2 separate regions of the Homo sapiens genome follow, and region 1 is linked to region 2. Evidence: chromatin loops called from intact Hi-C (ENCODE). Cell type or tissue: mammary epithelial cell. All regions are shown on one strand. Links, peaks and the distances in the headings refer to the core of each region. The heading gives the core; the rest is flanking DNA.

Region 1 (8,339 bases), core at 325-8,324, 1.8 Mb before region 2:
TGAGGTCAGGAGTTCGAGACCAGCCTGGCCAACATGGTGAAACCCTATCTCTACTAAATACAAAAAATTAGCCGGGCATGGTGGCGTATGCCTGTTATCTCAGCTGCTTGGGAGGCTGAGGCAGGAGAATCACCCGAACCCAGGAGGTGGAGGTTGCAGAGAGCCGAGATTGTACCATTGCACTCCAGCCTGGGCAACAAGAGCAAAGCTCTGTCTCAAAAAAAAAAAAGACAGATTTTTGTTCTAAAGCTGAACGCAAACTACAATGGATGGACTTCCAGGAACTACAAAATGTCAGTTCCTTCAAGGGAGCAATATCACTTAGACAAAAGACCCTAGCTGGCCAGGCATGGTGGCTCATGCCTGTAATCCCAGCACTTTGGGAGGCTGAGGCAGGAGGACTGCTTGAGGCCAGAAGTTTGAGACCAGCCTGGGAAACATAGCGAGACCCTGTCTCTATATTATTTTTTAAAAAAAGAGAGGCCGGGCACAGTGGCTCACGCCTGTAATCCCAGCACTTTGGGAGGCCGAGGCGAGTGGATCACGAGGTCAGGAGATTGAGACCATCCTGGCTAACACAGTGAAACCCTGTCTCTACTAAAAAATACAAAAAATTAGCCAGGCATGGTGGCGGGCACCTGTAGTCCCAGCTACTTGGGAGGCTGAGGCAGGAGAATGGTGTGAACCCAGGAGGCGGAGCTTACAGTGAGCCGAGATCGCGCCACTGCACTCCAGCGTGGGCGACAGAGCAAGACTCCATCTCAAAAAAGAGAGAGACCCTGGCAGACACTATCTTTCAGTCAAAGCCAAACAGAGATCTTCCCCACCTCATTCACTCTAAAGAAAATCAAGACAACATCTGAAAAATCTGGGCCCAGGCACTCCATGTATGCTCTCAAAGAAAGCCCGACTTCCAAGATACCGCTTTATGCACAAAAAGAAAGGATGCCTCCTGTCATTAACAGTGGAGAAATAAACAGAAAGTCTCGGGGTGTGACGACGTTCCCTGGCCCTGCCTGCATTTTCAACAGAGCATCAAGGCGCATTTCTGTCACTAACAGGACTACTGACTGCTGAGTTTCTTCAGCTCAAAGTAAACACCCTCTGTGAAATAAGAGGAGATGGGATCATCAGAGAAAGCAAACAGGAGTCTGGAAGAAGAAAAGGACCGGGCCCACCTCTTCTCTTCTAGTCTCAGAAACTCATTCCTATTTATGACTTATTTATAATCACTGCTGAGTCATACAGGGGGCTCGTAATAATCCACTGGGCTCAGCTCCTTGTTTTTTAGTGAGGAGAGGAAAGGCCCCAGACAGCAAATGAGGGGAAACAGTGAATTAGCAACCTGGGCAAGAACCAGGTCTCTGTACAAACCTTCCCATCTTATACCATATAGTCATATACCATACACACACACAAATACCATATACTCATATACCACATATACATATACTCATATGCCATATACACAAATACACATACACTCACCATATACACACATACATACACACAAATACCATATACTCACATACCATATACACATTTACCATATACTCATATGCCATACACACACAAATATATACCCATATACTATATGCTCACCATATACACACACGCAAATACAACACACACATACATACTTATATACCATACACACACATACATATACTCACATATACCCAATATACAAACATACCCATATACCATATACTCATCATATACCATACACACATACATATACTCAAATATACCCATATACCATATACTGTCATACCATATACACACATACATATACTCATACCATATACCCAATATACATACATATACCATATACACACATACATATACTAAAATGCCATATACTTATATACCATATATTCTTAATTATAGTGTAACAGTATAATATAATTACAGTATAGTATAAATAAAAACTGACAACCTATGGACTATTTTTGTATTGTTGGTTGTATGTGTTTGTCTGGCCCAAATAGAGTTTTGGGGTTTTGTTTTTGTTTTTGTACCACAGGGTCTCACTCTCTCACCCAGGCTGGAGTGCAGTGATGCAATCATAGCTCACTGCAACCTTGAACTCCTGGGCTCAAGCAATCCTCCTGCCTCAGCCTCCCAACGTGCGGGAATTACAGACATAAGCCACCAAGCCTAGCCAGTTTTTGTTTTTAATGAAATTGATTGTCAGCTTTTAAAAACTAGGAGAGTTCCTGTAATAATCTAGAGTTCTGTTTTTCCTGACAATTCAGTCCGACAATGTGGGTTAAGCTGGCAAGAGCCACATCCTTTACAAATTTCAAAACTTCACCTTACCCCCTGACCCCCAAAAAAGCTGACGTATCCAATAGGCACAGGAGACATTCAGGTATCTCAGCTAAGAGCTCAAGCTTTGCAGCAGACAGGCCTGGGCCTGAAGGCCAAACTCTACCACAAACCATGGTTGATCCTTGGGTAGGTAACTTGCTTCTCTGTGCCCCAGTTTACACTTCTGTGAAACATAGATATTACCTACTTTAAAGGTTGTTGTAATTTTTAAAAAGTTTTAATTTACAGACAGCAAAATTCACTTTTGGGAGAATACAGTCCTATGAGTCGTAACACCTGCATAGATTCCTGTAACCACCACCACAACCAAAACACAGAGCAGGTCCATCTCCCGAAGAGTTCCCTCCCAATGTGTAGGCAAACCCTCCTGCACTCCAACCCCCAGCTATCACTCATCTGTTCCCCATCTCTGTAATTCTGCCTTTTCTGATATATTTTTTAAGGAAATCCTGTTTTGTTAGCTACAATAACTTCATCATTATCCAGGGTGCTCCCTTTCATTGTCCCTGTCTGGGGAAAGTCGTTCCACGGCTGACAGACAGAATCAAGCCCTATAAAGCATTTGTTCAGTCCCTGGGCAGTCACTGGAGAATTCCTTAACATTGCCCTGCTTGTTCTGATCTCCTCCCCACCCACGGCACTTCCATCGGTCCCTAGCTGATCCTCTTCCCGTTAGGTCATTGCAATCCCAGCCCACAAAACGCCCACATTCCCAATGCTCTTGTTCCTGCTGACGAAGATAAGAAATGTGTCCTGAACCGGAAGAGCTGCCAGGGGAGACACAAGAGGGCCTCGGTTCCCCTGGTGCTCACCCACCACCATGCCCACCCACCAAGACACACAACAGGAAGAAACCTTTCACTCCCACAACAGATCAAGCCAAACTGAAAGACCCACAGTGTCACGAGGAAGCCCAATGACCACCCAGTTTCAGCAAAGAGCTATTCTTGACAAGCATGACTGGCAGAGAGGAAATGTCACCGTGAGAACGCCTCCAAACAGCATTTCTTTTCAGGGTGTGGAGGTGGAAGGAGGGTGTGAGAAAGCAAACCACAGATTTGGGAACAATGAATGTTCCCAAGGAAGCACGTGTGTCCCTTTTCACTCAAGTGAGGAACCAACTGGTTGGTCTGAATGGGAGCCCCGAAAGCAACTGCCCTGACCATCCTATTACATCAGGGCTGTACTCACAGGTGAGCCAGGATTGGAGCCAGGCTGTGCTCCAGCCCTGCTGCCTCTGGGATCCTGGGCACCCCATGCCTCCTCTCCAGACCTCCCTCAGTTTCTCCATCTGAAAATGGCACTGTAGGACAAGATGGACCTGGAGGGCGCCAACCACCAAAGGCGTGGAATTCACACTTAAGCGTCACTGGGCACAGGTGGCCGCCCTCTCTTTCTGAAACCCCCATACTGGAGGCTCCAGGGCAACACACTCCCCTGGTGTGGCTACTCCACCCCTTGCTTCTCCTCCTCAACCAGAACTCCACATCCTCAATGTCCCAGGGGCCTCACTCCTGCTCAATGCTCTACCCCTGACTCGCAACCTCAGTAAGCCAATGGGGCTGGAGTCTTTGTTGAGTGAGGCTGTCCTATGCACTGGGGGATGTTTAGCGCAACTCTGGCCACCAATCATTAGATGCCAGCAGTGTCCCCATCACCCCCTCAAAGTCATTTCAAGAACTACCACTCTAACCCAATCCCACGTACACGTCAAGATTCCCAGAATTACACCTCCTGCCTGAACCTGGCCACAGGGAACCCTAATTCCTGCCTCCAGCTGCCCTATTGACCTCTCCACCTAGGGGTGTAACAGCTGCTCAAATTTACATAATCTAAACTAGACCCTTGGCTTCTCCTGCCATACCCAGATCTGTCAGCACAATTACTGACACAATCTAGAAATTCTCTGTTGGGGGCCCTGTTCTACATTTTGTAGGATGTTGGGTGGTATCTCCCTGGCCTCCCTCCATTAGGTGCCAGGAGCACCCCAACCCCAGGTGTGACAACCAAAAATGTCTCCAAACATTGCCAGTGGGTGGGGAAGTGTTACAAAATTGCCCCCAGATGAGAATGGTTGACTGATATGGACTATTTGAAACACAGCACCGAGGGCTTCTTCTGAGATGTGAAGTCCATTCACATCCCTCCTGCGCTGAACCCTCCATCCACACCAGGGTCTACGAGGCCCCCGTACTGTCTCCGACTCCACGGACTGGCCTCACCCTCACTCACTGGGATGCAGCCACCCTGGCCTCCTTGCTAATCCTACAACACACCCAGTTACTCCTATAGCACACCAACTTAATCCTAACCCTAGAGCCTTTAAAATCTCTTATTCCTTCTAGAATCTTTTTCCTCCTGACACTGGCATGGCTGATTTTTCTTGTCACGTAAACTTCAGCTCAAATATCGCCTCTCAAAGAGGCCCCGTTTAACCCCTCCACCTAAGTGAACTGTGACATCTGCTTCGCAACTTGCCCATCTCTTGCCTCATCACATTACCTTCCAGACATCCATCATGGTGTGAACTATCTTGGTGTGAACTGCCTCTCATGGTGTGAACTGCCTTGTTATTTGCCTTTATTATTTTCTCTATCTTTCTAAAAACCCAGCCTCTACAAGAGCAGGTCCTTAGCTGACTTGCTTTGTACTCTATTTCCATGCCTAGAATAGTGCACAGCACATAATAGATGTTCAAGAAAAATCAATGGTGAGGATGCAATGAATCAATCAATAATGAATCAACAGCAGCCGGGCACAGTGGCTCATGCCTGTAATCCCAGCATTTTGGGAGGCTGAGGCAGGCAGATCACCTTAGGTTGGGAGTTCGAGACCAGCCTGACCAACATGGAGAAACCTCATCTCTACTAAAAATACAAAATTAGCCAGGCGTGGTGGTGCATGCCTGTAATCCCAGCTACTCGGAGGCTCAGGCAGGAGAATCACTTGAACCTGGGAAGCAGAAGTTTGCAGTGAGCCAAGATCACGCCATTGCATTGCAGCCTGGGCAACAAGAGCGAAACTCCATCTCAAAAAAAATAATAATAATAAGGAATCAATAATGGGCCAGGTGCAGTGACTTATGCCTGTAATCTCAGCACTTTGGGAGGCTAAAGTGGGAGGACTGCTTGAGGCCAAGAGTTCAAGACCAGCCTGGGCAACACAGCAAGACCCAATCACTACAAAAAATTAGCTGAGTATGTAGCTAAAAACTAGCTAGGCCTGTAGTCCTAGCTACTCAGGGAGGGTGAGGCAGGAAATAGCTTGAGCCCAGGAGTTCAAGGTTGCAGTGAACTATGATTACACCACTGCACTCCAGCCTGGGTGACAGAGTGAGACCCCATCTCTAAAAAAACAGTTATCATCATCATCATCATCATCATCATCATCATCATCATCATCATCCAGGGAATAAAGACCAGAGTGTAAGAATTAGAAGAAGAGAATTAAGGAATATCAGAGTATGCTGCACATAGGAAAGGTAAGTACTGATTCCTCCTACTTGCTTCTGTGCCATGGGTATAATTTGCAAATAGAACTGGGTTAATGTGGTCAAGGACAACTGAGGTGGAAACACTGGCCTGGATAAAAGCACTTTGGGCCAGGCATGGTGGTTTATGCCCGTCATCCCATTACTTTTGGAGGCAGAGGTGGGTGGATCACCTGAGGTCGGGGTTTGAGACCAGCCTGGCCAACATGGTGAAACTCTGTCTCTACTAAAAATAGAAAACTTAGCCAGGTGTGGTGGCATACTCCTGTAATCTTAGCTACTCGGGAGGCTGAGGCAGGAGAATCACTTCAACCCAGGAGGCGGAGGTTGCAGGGAGCCGAGACCGCACCCTTGCACTCCAGCCTGGGCAACAAGAGCGAAACTCCATCTCAAAAAAAAAAAAGTAATTTGTATGTCAATAAGCCCCAAGAAATCCCTTACTTATTCTTTTCACAGATCTTTTCTCACCTTCATCCTCTGAAACTTTTGCATTTTTTGCATAGAGAAAAGAGTTGAAGGTTCAAGAACCACATACACAAGAGGATACGTCATTTGCAAAAATATCCACAGTTGCCACAGAAAGATACTGGCAAAAATTCTGACTGACCCAGGTTAAGATTCAGGATGCTGCCGGTGGTGGAGGTTTTGTCCGTTTTCGTCGTGATAGGAGCTGACAGTTGAGGAGAGAAGGGCTTTGGGCTGCCGGATAAACTCCCTGCTTGTCCCGTCTTGGTGGAGGCTGGTGAAGCTGAAAAAGTATGGCATTGTTAAAAGACAGGTTTACAAATAAACAAGTAGAACGTGTAGGTGTGGTGTAGGGAGAGAATGGAGAGATTATGAAATTGTGTTTGATTTCAGCAAGGCCGCTACAGTATCACGAATGGGGTGGGGTGGAGCATAGCAGGTTGGCCATTTATTTTCAGCAAAGGGCTTTAACCGGATGTGAAACCGTTAAAGCCACAAATGAAGAAGGTCTCCCCAGTTACTCTATTAAGCACAAAGCTCTAAGACAAATCGGCTAAGCTGCCACTGAAATTGGTTTGGCCCATTCACGGATATAAATCTCAACATAAATAGCGATTAAACCAACCCCCACATGGTCCAGATGTGGAGAACGGGAGCCAGGCTTACAAATGCGTATCATCTGTTTGTGGAAAGACACCACGGCCAGCTCACACGCAGCCACTGCACCTGCCAGGGACCAACTTGGCCCCTTGGGAAATCTCCAGCTCCCATTTCAAAGGTTCTTGAGGCTATGTAAAGCCAAACCCAGTACCAGATGGAGTGAGGGAGACGTTGGTAAATTATGTCCTTCTTTACTGTATTTCAAACTTTCACAGGAGGAGAGAGAACTGTACCTATGCCTAAGGCTTTTAAAAATACCTTAAAATGACCTACGACCTGCTTCTCCCCTGCCTCATTTCACAGGGTTAGGACAATAAACCACTTACGTTTAAAAAAGCAAGCATTCATAGGGGCCAACAAGCGTCCTAAAGATCCTTCAAATCCTGCCCCTTTGTCCTTGCCCCTCCATGGTACTGGGACTGTCCTGTTAATGCCTCTTGGGCCCATTTAAAAACAGCTGGGACTAAAGGCATCACTAACAACAATGACAGCCAACTCTTCCAAGATGAGCAAGAAACATTCTGAGTTGATCTGGTGCTGGAAAGAAATTTGTGGATGGCAAATTGGAGTTAGGAACTGAGACTCCCCAGGGGCTTCGAAAGTGCTGGGACACTTGTGTGGGCAGCACTTGCCTCAGTTTCCTCACCTGACAAATTAGAAAACTCAGAACAAGGCTTCAGTGTGTTGAAACTCACATACCACTCGGCTGGTGAATCCAAGTAAGCTAGGCAGCTCTGGTGCCAGGACCTGCCTGCATTACTGTTAATGTAATATAGTGGGAAAGACTCCAGAAGTAAAGAGGCCTGGATTCAAGCACAGATTAGAAGCCAGACACTGTGGATTCAAGCCCCGGCTCAGCTGTTGCCCTGCTGTGTAACCCTGGGCCAGTTACTGGCACCTCTGCCTCCCTCTTCCTGGCAGCAGCAAAGAGAGACACTAATAATATGATACAAAGGGACAATAACAGTAGCTACATCTCATCAGGCTGCCGTGAGGATTAAATCAATCATCTGAACAGTGCCTGGCATGCAGTAAGTACTCTGTTACTGTTTGCTATTAGAGTGGTTTTATTTTCTATTTCCCCATTAACCTCTAGGGCTTTGGGGTTATCCTCTGAACCACTGATTCTCAGCTATGAGCAATTCTTCTCTCCAGGGCACACTGGGCATTGCATCCAGACATTTTAGGAGAGTGGGGGGTTGCTACTGGCATCTAGGAGCTAGAGACCAAAACGCTGCTAAATCTGCTGCCATGCACAGAGCGGCCCCCCACAAGAAAGAGTTATCTGGCCCCAAACGTCAAAAGTGCTGAAACTGACACGCCGCATAGGGATGGAGTAGGCATGCAGCTGGGAATCCTTTTCCTCATCCGGGAATGATAAGGGAGTGAG
Region 2 (8,339 bases), core at 148-8,147:
ACCTGTGCTTGCCACATGGTAGATGCACAAGTATTATTCTTCCTTGGAGGCACAGAAGGGGACCCTTTAGTCTTGGATTCCACCAATTGCTCTTTTTCTCACCTTGGGCCCACATAGTCATATCTTTGGCCTTTCTCTGTGTGTGTCTCTCTCTTTTTTTTTTTTTTTTTTGACATGCTTTCAGAGGATCCTAATGGACCTCGTCTCTCCGCTCCTACAACCCTTTATCTTTCACTTCTTACCATCAGTGCAAGGGAAGTCTCTCTCCCCTTCTGATTACTTCTGCTGGTTGGGGTCTGGGACAGGATTGGATGGATGCAAGAGCAGTGCTCTAGTTTTGGAATTAATTTGTTTCTTTATTCATTTAATAACTTTATTGAGCATCCACTTAATCTCTGGGAATATAGTGAAAAAACAAAAATGGACAAGGTCCCTTCCCTTGAGGACCATGTATTCTCGTGGGCGAAAGAAAAAACATTAGATAATTTCAGATAGTGACAGAATTATGTGACAGGTGAAGAAGGCTTTTCTGAGGAGGTGACATTTGGGTAGAGACCAGCCATTAAAAGGTGAGGGGCAGAACATTCCAGGTAGAGGGAATAGAAGGCTCAAGGCTCAAGGACAGGAACCGGCTTGGAATATTGAAATATTTAAGGAATATCTTAGGTTCCTAGAGTGTTACATGAAGAAGGGAGAAATATCCAGGACCCGGATCATAGAAGGCTTTGTAGGCAATGTAAGGAGTTTGGATTTGATTCTAAGTGGTATATTCCTATGGTTAGAAAGCAGAGGGTAGGTTGAGGTGTTGGGATATGTTCTTCATGTGTGGGTGCCAGATAGTTTTCATTCATTGGATCTCTTTCCCTCTTCCCAAATGTAAGGCCTCGGGAATGGTTCTCTAATGTGTTGAGGACATATCTAAGAAAAAGGCAGACATCTTGGATCAGCTTATGTCACAGATGTCTGTGAGATGGCTTTGGAAAACAAAGCTTTTATTCCAGAAATCTCCACCTGTAATTGAGGGCCTGTGGGAAGATGCTAGACTTAGGTCTGGCCATTCATTCAACAAGAAGAACTTGGAAATTTAGATGTCTGCCATAACTGATTTATTGTGATGCTTTTTTAAGTTTCTTAATTGTGTATTGGTAGAGATTTCCAAAGATAGTTACGTGGAGAAAGAAAAGTATCACCCCCTCATTTAAAGGTGATAAAAATGAATTCTTATCTTCTCCCTCCCTTTTTTTTTTGGAGACACCATCTCACTGTGTTGCCTGGGCTGACCTGGGCTCAGTCTATCCTCCTACCTCAGCCTCCCGAGTAGCTAGGACTACAGGCGTGCACCACCACACTCAACTAATTTTTATTTTTTTTTTGTAGAGATGGCACCATGTTGCCCAGGTTGGTCTCAAACTCCTGGACTCAACCAATCTGCTTACCTTGGCCCCCCAAAGAGCTGGGATTACAGGCATGAGCCACCCTACTTGGCCAAAATGAATGTTTTGTTTCTAGTTTGAGTCATTTTTAGATCAGTAACACTTTTTGCATTTATATATTGCTAATATTTCAGAGTGTCAAAGTACCTTTACTTGTGGTTGCATAAGATAATTAGAGCTTGATCTTGTTGATAATTATGAATACCTGTAAAATGTTCTCTAAAAGTCCCTGATTTCTCTTATTTTCTCAAATTAAGGATAAGCTTAGAATTCGGTTTTATAGACTATATCTGCAAGGCGATATAAAAAGGATTTGTTGACAAATAGTTCCTTAAAGAATATTCCCAAAGAATAAACTTTGGAAGGCCAAGGTGGGCGGATCACTTGAGCTCAGGAGTTCCAGACCAGCCTGGGCAACACTGGAACCATGTCTACAGAAACAACACAAAAATTAGCCAGGTGTGGTGGTGTGTGCCTGTAGTCCCAGCTACTTGGGAGGTTGAAGTAGGAGGATGGCTTGAGCCCAGGAGGCAGAGGTTTCAGTGGGCCAGAATTACACCACTGCATTTCTCCAGCCTAGGTAACAGACCCAGACCCTGTCTCAAAAAAGAGTATTAAGATTCTGGGATCTATGTAGTATTTTAACTTTGAGGGATTATAACATGCATATTTATATAACCCCTCACTTTTTTTTAAACTTAAAAATAGTCCTACCCTAGCATCTCAACTTAATCATTTTAGGTTTCATTCTATTATGTGGTTTTATTTATTTATTTTTATTTTATTTTATTTTATTTTATTTTATTTTTGGAGACAGGGTTTCACTCAGTCACCCATACTGGACTGCAGTGGCAAGACCTCAGCTTATTGCAGCCTAGACCTCCCGGGCTCAAGCAATCCTCCTGCCTCAACTTCCCTAGTAGCTAGGACCACAGGAGGGTATCACCAAGCCCAGCTAATTTTTTTTTTTTTTTTTTTTTTTTTTTGAGATGGGAGTTTCACTTTTGTTGCCCAGGCTAGAGCTAGAGTGCAATGGTGCAGTCTTGGCTCATTGAAACCTCTGCCTCCCGGGTTCAAGCAATTCTCCTGTCTCAGCCTCCTGAGTAGCTGGGATTACAGGCGCATGCCACCACGCCCGGCTAATTTTTTTTTTTTTGTATTTTTAGTAGAGACGGGGTTTCATCACATTGGTCAGGCTGGTCTCGAACTCCTGACCTCAGATGATCCGCCTGCTTCGGCCTCCCAAAGTGCTGGGATTACAGACGTAAGCCACCGCGCCCGGCCTGAGCCCAGCTAATTTTTAAAATTTTTTGTAGAGACAGGATCTCACTATTGTTGCCAAGTCTGGTCTTGAACGGTCCTTGGGGTCAAGTGATCGTCCCATCTCCACCTCCCAAAGTGCTGGGATTACAGAAGTGAGCCACCTTGCTCAGCCTGTTGTGGTTTTAGAATCTAGAAGGTTGTGTCCACCTCTTTCTGTTTGACACAGTCAACCAACCAAAATAAAGATGAAGAATAATATTTTTGATGGAAACATCAAAGGTATCTAGCTTTTTAAAATAGTACAACAAATATATAACGGGTGCTCATCACTATTGTAAGGCTCTAGGGAGAGAGCAGTGAACAAAGCACAAAGTCCCTACTATCAGTGGAGTTTACAATCTAGTGAAGAGAGAAGCACAGTAAATGACAAAAGAAATTAATATGCCTGATAAAATGTACTTGGAAAATAGTAGAGTAAGGGCATGGAGAGTAACTGAGGTGAATGCTCTTTTAGATAGGATGGTGCAGCAAGGCATCTCTGAAAAAAAGATGACATTTGAAAAGAGTCCTTCCAGGCCGGGCACGGTGGCTCATGCCTGTAATCCCAGCACTTTGGGAGGCTGAGGCGGCAGATCACCTGAGGTCAAGAGTTTGAGATTAGCCTGGCCAACACGGTGAAACCGCATCTTTACTGTATATAAAACTCAGCCGGGCGTGGTGGCACGCACCTGTAGTCCCAGCTACTTGGGAGGTTGAGGCAGGAGAATTGCTTGAACCTGGGAGGCGGGGACTGCGGTGAGCTGAGATCACGCCACTGCACTCCAGCCTGGGTGACAGAGCAAAGACCCCTGTCTCCAAAAAAAACAAGAGTCCTGAATGAGAATGAAGTGGGCAGTGCAAACCTTGTAGCTTTCCGTGTGCAGAGCTCTGCAGGCAGAAGGAATGGTAAGTACAGAACCCTGAAACAAAAGTAAAATCACTGGCATGTTTGAACAGGTAATACAGGATAAATTTTATCTTTTTTCAGAGACAGAGTCTTACTCTGTTGCCCAGATTGGAATGCAATGGCATGATCATAGCTCACTGCAGCCTTAAAATTCTGAGCTTAACCAGTCCTTCTGCCTCAGCCTCCAGAGCAGCTGAGACTACAAGTGCTCGCCACCATGCCTGGCTAATTTTTATTTATTGTAGAGACAGGGTCTCACTATGTTGCCCACGCTGGTCTTGAAATCCTAGCCTCAAGTGATCCTTCCGCCTCGGCCTTCCAAAGCGCTGGGATTACAGGCATGAGCCATTCTGCCAGGCCAGAACAAATCTAAAAATTCACTTTCTTGAAGTACTTTTGAATAAACAAATTTAATTGTGGCAGTTAAGTTGGTCATTTGTTCATCTGACATTCATGCAACTGAGTTCCCACATTATGTTGGGGCTGCTAATGATTGATCTGAAGGGATAGTCTCCAGTCTTGACTGGAAACTCATGTTTTGCTGGGTGACTGACATGTTGTGACTTATCCTTTAGTTCATACAACAAATGCTTACTAAATATGTACTGTGTGCCAGGTAATGCTGAAGGTCCTGAGCATACAGACGAAAGTCCCTGCCCTCAGGAGCTTGCAGTCTAGTGTGTGTATGAGACGACAAAGAAGTTTATTTCAAATGAGGGTAATTGCTAACACAGTAAAACAAGGATGATGTAGATGGTAATCGTAGAAGGCCTTTTTGAAGAGTTGACAGTGGGCTGAGTGCTGAATGGTGTCCATTATCAAATTAGAGGATGAGCATTATTATGGTCAGGGAGAACTCTTGTGGCCAGTTTGTAGAACAGAAGGCTTTTGTGCCTGGAATGTAGCAAGAGCCAGGAGGAGGTAGGAGATGAGGTCAGTAGATACCAGATTGCTTAGACCCTGCTGTGGTAAGGGATTTGGTGGTGGTGGTGGTGGTGGTGGTTGTTTTGGAGATAGGGTCTCACTCCCATTGCCCAGTCTGTAGTGCAGTGGCCTGATCACAACTCACAGCAGTCTCAATTTGCTGGATCTACAGGTGTGTGCCACCACACCTGGCTAATTTTTTGTATATTTAGTAGAGACAGGGTCTTGCTGTGTTAGCCCAGGCTGGTCTGAAGCCGGCTGAAGCAATCCACCTGCCTTGGCCTCCCAAAATGCTGGGCTAACAGGCGGCAGCCACTGCACCTGGCCAGGAGTTTGGGTGTTTAAGACAAGTAATTATGAGGAATCTAAGGAGTTTTAGTTGAGAAATATACAAATGCTAGAGAAACATAATGAAGAAAGTGAAATGCAGATTTATTAAGAAGTGTATTTTTAAAAATCAAGAAAATAAGCCCTGTGTGGTGGCATATGCCTGTAGTCCCAGCTATTCCAGAGGCTGAGGCAGGAGGATTGTTTGAGCTCAGGAGTTAGAATCCAATCTGGACAATACAGTGAGACCCCCTGTCTCTCTTTTTTTTTTTTTTTTTTTTTTTTAAAGACAAAATAGATCTGTAAATCTGCCCCTGCACCCTCCCCACCCAAGTTTCTAACAATCTGCCTTGCATGAATCCCCAAAGGTAGAATAAATTTGCATATGGCAAAGAAAGGCCAATTTCCTTTAACTCAGATACACTGATGTTAATGATTTAACTTGACCACAGCAAACTAACTTTTTTTTTTTTTTTTTTTTTTTTTTTTGAGACTGCGTTTCTCTCTTGTTGCCCAGGCTGGAGTGCAATGGCGCAATCTCGCCTCATTGCAACCTTTGCCTCCCAGGTTCAAGCAATTCTCCTGCCTCAGCCTCCCAAGTAGCTGGGATTACAGGCATGTGCTACCAGGCATGGCTAATTTTTAGTAGAGACGGGGTTTCACCATGTTGGCCAGGCTGGTCTCAAACTCTTGACCTCAGGTGATCTGCCCCTCTCAGCCTCCCAGAGTGCTGGGATTATAGGTGTGAGCCACCACACCTGGCCCAAACTTTCATGATTTCATAACTGATCCACCATTTCAATACAGAAAAAAGGAATAGGAAAATAAATGGATTAAATCATTGCTTTCCAAAGTGTGTTCTATTGAAAAGGAGTTCTATAGCCAAATAATGGGAGAGACTGGGCAATCCTCCCACCTTAGCCTCCCAAGTAGCTAGGACTACAGGGCCACACCACCACGCCCGGCTAATTTTTTGTATTTTTAGTAGAGATGGGGTTTTGCCATGTTGCCCAGGCAGGTCTTGAACTCCTGGGCTCAAGCGATCGTCTGCCTCAGCCTCCCACCAGTGGAGACTCTGGATTAATTGATGTGAACCAGTAACTTTGTGAGTTTAAAGTGCTTTGTATTGTGAATCTCCAAAGTGGGGCAGGATATAATGTGTAGCATTTTCCAAACTTGTGATATAAAAAACCATAAAGGGTATAGCCTCTCAATAGATTGTATGTGTGGTTTAATGGGACTTGATTTTCACACCTATAGAGTGGAACACCTGGATTAGAGGGAGTGATTAGGTAGGTGGTGGGATCTACTCAGTCAGAACATTAGCTTCCTGTGATAAACACATTTTCTAATTAAGGGGAAGGACTGCAGCATGTAGAATACAGATAATTCTCTTTAGAAGGTTGGGGTTTCTGGCTGTTGGGGAGTGCCCTGCATAAGCACAGCATTAGATAATATTTTCTTATTTTCTGGCTCCCCACCGCTCAGTTGTCCTCTGGCTGCCCTCTTTTCACATCAGCCTTTCTATTGTGTTGTGAGTGCTTTCACTCTTGGTCAGCCGTCTGTCATTTCCACCTAAGAGGCAGCCTTGGGTAATAGAAAGAGGGTAGACCTACGGAGTTGGACTGATTTAAATCTGATCTTTATTTATTAACCATATATAGTTAATATATGTCAACCTGAGTGCCCTTCTTTGTGTGTAAAATCATTGTGTGGAATAAATGATATGAAGCCTATGAAAACATCTAGCATCGTGTGCCTGGTTCATACATGTGACACTTCCCCCATTCTGCAAACCATTACCAGCCCAAAGGTCCTCTACTCCACTTTCATTACATTTTTACCCACTTAAGAAAACCTTCATGACTTCCCCATACATTAAATCATGGCACTCTTCAGCCAAGTATGGAGGAACCTATATGATCTGGTCTTGATCTCCTAGCCCACTATTCTCTCTTCCCATCTCTGTTACTTTGCTCTCACAATTCATTTTGGCAGATGCGCCCTCATCCTACTTTGCCTATTCAGATACACATATTTTTCAAGGTTCAGCTCAAGGCTCAGGCTCTGGGAAACTCTTGGATGGCCACATAACCCCGTGACTCCCTTCTTAATTTTCTAACGTTTAAGGTGCTGTCTTTGTGATTCATTTGGCACTTCAGAGGACAGATGTTTCAGAATTTGGGATTTTTTTTGGATGCATGTACTGTGGATTATACAACATCCCCAGTGGGGCTTGGGGTAGCACCCTGTAATCAAACGTATTGATATTTCTTTAGTGAAACAAATTTGCATACTAAGTGAGATAAATCTATGTTGATAGCCTCAGGCAGTTCAGGCTGGTTTTGCTGCCAAGTGAGTTTGCCACAAACTTGTTAAAAAACAAACTTTTAAGTTTTTTTATTTTTGGATTTCATCACTTTAGTAAAGGGTATATAGGCCTGTACTTGGCATTTCAGTTGTGTCTTGTCTTCTGAACTATTACAGAAGCTCCTTCTAGGACAGGAACTTGATTGCATATTGTCATAGGCATTTTAAAAATAAATGGGTCCCGGTATGGTGGGTCATGCCTGTAATCCCAGTGTTTTGGGATGCCGAGGCAGGAAAATTGCTTGAGGTCAGGAGTTCAAGACCAGCCTGCGCAATATGGTGAAACCCCATCTCTACAAAAAATACAAAAATTAGCCAGGCATGGTTGATTGCGCCTGTAGTCCCAGCTACTCAAGAGGCTGAGGTGGGAGGTTGGGGCTTGAGCCCTGGAGGTTGAGGCTGTGGTGAGCTATGATCATGCCCCTGCAGTCCAACCTGGGCCACAGAGCAAGACTCTGTCTGAAAAAATAATAAAATTTTTTAAATTCCTTACTGTAAATGTATAATAGATATGTGATTGTAAGATTAGAAAAGTATGAAGAGAATAAAACTCTCCTTATATCTATCACCGAGATGTTATCACTGTTCTACATTTTGGAGTGTGTTTTTTGTTTTCTTCTATATGTGAAGTTTTTTTTCATAATTTGAATTATGATATCCTTGAACTTTTTCCACTGACCTTTTTTACATTTTACAAAAATTGTGTGTTTAGTTTTTTTCTTCTTTTTCATAGAAGCCTCTGGTTAATTTGGTGCATGATTTCCCTGAAAGGGCTCCACTTTCCCATCTACATGTGGCTATATATCTAAAAGCTGCCTAATGGAATCTAAGCATAAGTGGAGTTTTCTAAAATCGCTTTTTTTTTTTTTGGAGACAAAGTCTCGCTCTTTCTGAGGCTGGAGTGCAGTGGCACAATCTTGGTTCACTGCAGCTTCTGCCTCCAGGTTCAAGCGATTCTCCTGCCTCAGCCACCCAAGTAACTGGGATTACAGGTGCATGCCACCATGCCCGGCTGATTTTGTATTTTTAGTAGAGACGGGATTCACCATGCTGGCCAGGCTGGTCTCAAACTCCTG

What was found. Hi-C counts contacts between places; a loop is a spot of excess contacts. Peaks named below come from ENCODE experiments on the same cell type or tissue, not always from the same donor. Only the 100,000 strongest peaks of a DNase experiment are listed, where the experiment ranks them.
Region 1: a loop joins it to region 2, with 28 times the contacts of the local background. A loop is called at or near these places in 2 of 110 quality-filtered maps.

What each region holds. Positions count from the first base shown.
Region 1 is chr20:47,255,857-47,264,195 of GRCh38, forward strand. ZMYND8 (zinc finger MYND-type containing 8) reads right to left here. Exons shown (of 23, transcript NM_001281775.3): 12 at 6,432-6,572. Among named protein-coding and RNA genes, the nearest start is that of MIR3616, 93 kb to the left of the region's middle. RefSeq lists enhancers at 3,239-3,348, 3,729-3,868. In mammary epithelial cell, for the core only: no CTCF peak of the experiment used is centred there; DNase peaks (open chromatin) are centred at 3,065 and 3,355; H3K27ac peaks cover 1,788 bases.
Region 2 is chr20:49,047,994-49,056,332 of GRCh38, forward strand. The region is part of intron 1 of CSE1L (chromosome segregation 1 like); the gene reads left to right. Among named protein-coding and RNA genes, the nearest start is that of CSE1L, 5.9 kb to the left of the region's middle. In mammary epithelial cell, for the core only: a CTCF peak has its summit at 4,520; no DNase peak of the experiment used is centred there; H3K27ac peaks cover 211 bases.